Regions from separate parts of the Mus musculus genome. Here region 2 is linked to region 1. The links are chromatin loops, found by intact Hi-C in ENCODE. Cell type or tissue: left cerebral cortex. All regions are shown on one strand. Region 1 overlaps Gm36667 (a long non-coding RNA gene). Region 2 overlaps Auts2 (autism susceptibility candidate 2).

Region 1 (2,500 bases):
TAAAGGGATAATAAATGTCTCATTTAAAGGGGGGATAGTGGTAAAAATCTATAGAAAGTGCTTGACCTACTGAGTCACCTACCCATCTCCAAACACCTAATCATCTATACAATGATCTCTGTGTGTCATCTGAATTTTTTTCCTGGAGATCACAAGCACAAAGAGGAGTCACAAGAAAGACCCCATTAATGAGCACACCTATTTGGTTTTAGTGCTGGGTCTAAACCCAAGGCTTAGGATCTCTAGGGTACCACTGAGCTATGCACCCAACCCTTAGTTATTTTGTGATAGGGTCTCACTATGTGTCCCAGACAGGCTCAAACTTTCTAGATAGTCTAGGTTGGCTTCAGACTCATGACTTACTTGTGTCAGTCTCCCAAGTGCTGGGGTCATAGGCATCCAACATTATGACCCAGATATCACTAATGTGTGTGTGTGTGCGTGTGTGTGTGTGTGTGTGCGTGCATTTTCATGTGTAAACAGGTGTGCATGTATGTGTTTGGAGGATTGCCTTGGATGTAGCTCTTCAGAGATTATTCATCTTATTTTGTGAACCAGGTTTTTCATTGGCATGGAACTCACCTGGGGCTGGCCTGTGAGTCCCCTGATCTACCTGTCTCTGTCGCCCCAGCTCTGGGATTTTTACCAAATACCACCCCATACCTGACTTTTTATATGGCTTCTAAGGATTAAAGTCAGATCTTTGTGTTTGCATAGTAAACACTTTACCAACTGAGCTATCTCTCCAGCGCTGCCCCTGTCCCCCAATCCCATTTTTAACACAAATTTGAGCCTTTGATTTTACTCAGGTACAGAATTATGCCTTAGAGTTTATTGAAGGAATTAAAAACAGCAAGACTTTTAATGATGATTTATGGATTAAAAACATCATGCACACAGCAGCAGAAGGTGAATACACAGGAAAGCTGTCGCCCTCTCTCTTCCCTTCCCTTCCTTCCCTTGCCTTCTTCCTTTTCCCTTTAGTGTCTTCTAAAGAGGAGACACAGATTCACAGCTGTTACCTCACTTTGTTTAGATATCGTTGCAATGTCCTCTTGTCTGCAGTAGGAGAAGGGCCTGGACATCCTGGGCCAACCACTCTCATTTCTTTATCCAAGTTCTTGTTCCCTACTGCTGTTCCTGTCCTCAGCCAATTAAGACCCTGCAGTGTCTCTTGGAGTTTTCTTCCCTAGATTTACTGTTGGCCTCGAGGGGGAGCCCAAGACTTCCTCATAGTGGCAGCTGGGCTCAAAGGCAGACAGAAAAACTGGAGCTCCTCACCCAGTGTTCTGGGTGAAAGGGTCAGATAATTCAAGAGATGAATGTCAGAGAGGAGGGTCAAATCTGGTTCTTTGAAGGCCTTTTCCTCAATTAAAGCATTACATTTTGATGGATGTGATGGAGGCCGAAGAATTGCTACAAGCTATGGGCCAATCCAGATGACATAGAGAGATCCTATCTCAGATAACCAACAAGCAAAATAAACAACAAACAACAAAACCAAACTGAATCAAAATAAAAGTCGTATAGAACATTACTCCTTGTGGCGATCGTTCCTCTCAGCATGTTTTGAGTGTGAGGCAGTAAAACCAACTTATGCTGTCTGTCATGGAAGTCCTCATGTAATCACCATTTCTCCTTTAGTAAGCTTGGTGACAGCCGTTGGACAATAAGCGGCCTAGTCCTGATGAAGTAGAAATGTAAGGGTTCTTTGGGAAGTCATTTGTATCATCAGATGGTGTTTTGCTGGGACAAACATGGGAAGGAACATTTTATGACATAGACACACGTGAAAGGATGTTTTGCTAATGAAAGCATGTAAAAGAATGAGTGGTGAACGATTCTTCATTAATGACATGTATGTATTGGTCTGCCTTACATTGTATGGTTGAGCTCCTTTTTGGGGACTCCATTGAGAGAAACGGACCAACAAACTTCTGGTGGTATGTTATGGCTTCTTGGACTTCTTGTATGTTTCTGCGGACTTGGGCTGATTGGCAGACTGATGTCAGCTGAGACAGACTCATGTGCTGAGGCAAGACTGATGGAGTGCACGTGATGTTTGGAAGAAGTATAAATAGAACTCAATGGCCAGTAATGGAGGCTGAACAAGGCTTGCTTATAGAGCTAGCAGTACAGCGCTTGTTGGTTTCCCAACTTTGCTGATCTTTACTTCATTGAGAGAGACACAGCACAGAGCTTCTCTTGACTTCCCTCCTGGTCCCCTCCTGTTGACTTGTGTTGATTTGGCTAAGGCCTGGCTGTTCTTGCTAGATCGTGACACCACTACTGCTATCCCAACACGATTGAACTGGACTGCTGGTGTGCCTGTGAAGTGTTTCAGAGTGGACTGAGCTGCTGTTGCTGACCTGTAACCTGAACTGCTGATTTCCTGACAATGCAGATGGCATTTCCTTCAAAGAACCATTTCTAAATAGGTCCGTTTCCCCCGATTCCTTTCTTTTCCACGACCTTTGGTGGGTGGTGGGCTAGAAGGGAG
Region 2 (2,500 bases), 1.0 Mb after region 1:
CCCCTCCCCTTTTTTTGGTGAAGCTGGGGAAGGGGGCGTTTTCTCCTTGTTGGGAGAAAGGAGGGAGGAGGGGAGAAGAGGAAAGGATGGAATATCTTTTTATATAATGCATGGGGCTATATTGCAGAAAGGGTTAATGACAATATTATCCACACACATACATTTGCGTGTGGGTTGTGTTGGTGTGTGTGTGTGTGTGTGTGTGTGTGTGTGTGTGTATACATGAGCAATTTAGTTGAAGGACAGAAGAAGGTACACCAGGGAGGGCTGGTATGAGGCAAGATAAAATCCTAGCTGGCTGCTGAAGGGCTTGTCACCAGTTGTCCCTCTTTTCCTTTTTTTGTATGTGCCCCCCACCCCAAGTGATTGGCTTTGTGTATGTGTTTGTGTGTCTGTCTTTATTCCTGAGGCACCTGCAGGCAGCCTTGGTTTTTCAAATGCATATTTTCCTGCCTGCTAAGAGGCTCCTGGTGTGTGTGTGTGTGTGTGTGTGTGTGTGTGTGTGTGTGTGTTTGTAGGATGGAAGGAGCTGGAGGGAGACAGTCCAAGGGTCACAGAAAAGTATCTTTGCCTGGGAAGATTTGCTTTGGTGCTGGGATTGGTCATTGGTGTGTATACATTTAACTGCTTTCTTTCCTCCTCTTCCTCCCTTTCCCCACCCTCAACACACACAGCCACACATACACAGGAGGTTCCGAGGGCCTCCTGAGTTGATCCAGGACAAAACCAAAATATGGTTGGTTTGTAGCCTTTCATGGCACCTGACATAATGGTGTGGAGAAACTTTTCTCTTCCCTTTATTTATTTATTTATTTATTTATTTATTTAATTTATTTATTTATCTTTGCTGATATTGTGTTATTGTTTCAGGGGTGCCAAGTTGAGCTTTGTTAATGAGAGCATAAGCCTTATGTGCACTGACTGTGCAGGTTTAGGTTGTGGGTTCTAGACCTGTGTTTGGATGTCAAGTTTAAGTGTTTTTAAAAAGGCAGTCTTCCTGTCTGTCAGACTTGTTCATTTCTGTAAAGTGCTTTGGATGGGGGTGGTGGCCGGTGGCTGGTAGCTACTGGTTGGGGAGGAAGGAAGGGAGGCTGGCGATCCTGGCCTTGGTGATGACCAGAGATTTTGATGCTAGTATTTGGCTTAAACATCCATTTTAGAGTTGGTTCTCTGAGTGCCAAGTATTGAGTGTCACCAGTCAGGATGCTTATAACTGTGTTTTTGAACTTTGCAGTGGTGGATGGGTACTGCAATGTGACCTCTTTCTTGCTTTAAAATGGGCATTGGAGTGGCATCATGTCTCCTAAGAGAGAATGCTGCCTGGGCTTTGGCTCAGTATGGCTGCCTATGGTTGGTGAAGGAAAGACTTGAAAAAGCTGCTTACAAGTGGTTCTGTGCTCTGGGTAGTTGCCATGCCCTGCTGGGTGGCCCCACTTAGTCAGCAAGAGGGGCCATCTATGTCTTCTCAGGTGGAGATGGAAGAAAATTTTGCACTTGTTTTGCTAGAAAATGTTCTTGGTCCAGTCTTGTTTTAAGCCTTAAAATTTATAATCTTTAAAGACAACCGAGTTCAAGATGTACCTTGAATACCATACCTCTTTCTGCGATGCAACTTACTTCTCCGAGACTTTTCTTGATTTAAAACCTGAGGATGATTTGGTTAGCTGAACGCTATGGTACTTCTGTATCCACACGATATCACATATGTAATGGTGCATTGGTATAAAGGGTATAATTAAAATTTTTTTTTTGTATGAGAAAGTACATGGAACAGTAGGGGTAAACTCCAATGCACCCAACACCCCCAGAGCCCATAACTTACAATTCCTATGTTGCTCCTTCTGTAGTTCATTGAGCTCTCTCTCATCTTTCAGACCTGCTCTGATGACATCTGTAAATATTTCTGCATTAACCTCTCAAGTATATATAAATGATTCAGATGACTTTAGAAATCCCCACAGTACCATTATCTCTCCTCAGTAAATTAACAGTTCACTAGTATTCTGTCGAGTTATGTTTTTTAGAAAGTTCAGATTTTGTAGAAAAAAACCTGCTAATAAACCTGTTAAAACCATGTATTGGAAGATAAAAATAATCATGTTTACTTTTTTTTTTTTTTTTTTTTTTTTTTGGTGGTGGTGGTGGGGGTAGTGGTGGTGAGCGAAGTGTAGATATATTGGCTGTTAACACACTGTGTCCATGTTGGATGGTTTGAACCTAAGCTTGCAGTGACAGTTAGAGAGTCTCTGATGTTCACTACACTAAATTTGAAAGATTTACTGAACCGTCACCGAAAAATGTGAAGGCTTAGGTGGAGCAGGCAATTCAACTCTGAGCTTGGATAAAAGTGTGTGTTGAGAACATGTGTATGGCTCTTACCCTCTTACACTCTTGTCTCTCTTTTGCCTCTTGCCCCCTTGCTCCCCCTCTGCTCCCCATCCCCCCCCCCCCCCAACTCCACATGGCCATGGCCGGCCCCTGCTTCTCTACTCTCTCCTTC

The links. Peaks named below come from ENCODE experiments on the same cell type or tissue, not always from the same donor. Only the 100,000 strongest peaks of a DNase experiment are listed, where the experiment ranks them.
Region 2: it touches region 1 in a loop (2.9-fold over the local background); 3 of 42 quality-filtered maps call a loop at or near these places.

The regions. Positions count from the first base shown.
Region 1 is chr5:133,584,090-133,586,589 of GRCm38, reverse strand. Gm36667 (a long non-coding RNA gene) reads left to right here. Exons shown (of 5, transcript XR_868576.1): 2 at 2,256-2,438. Among named protein-coding and RNA genes, the nearest start is that of Gm36667, 13 kb to the left of the region's middle. In left cerebral cortex, a CTCF peak has its summit at 1,206 (motif pointing right); a DNase peak (open chromatin) is centred at 1,214.
Region 2 is chr5:132,538,407-132,540,906 of GRCm38, reverse strand. The region is part of intron 1 of Auts2 (autism susceptibility candidate 2); the gene reads left to right. Among named protein-coding and RNA genes, the nearest start is that of Auts2, 3.6 kb to the left of the region's middle. In left cerebral cortex, no CTCF peak of the experiment used is centred here; DNase peaks (open chromatin) are centred at 364 and 1,353; H3K4me3 peaks cover 815 bases.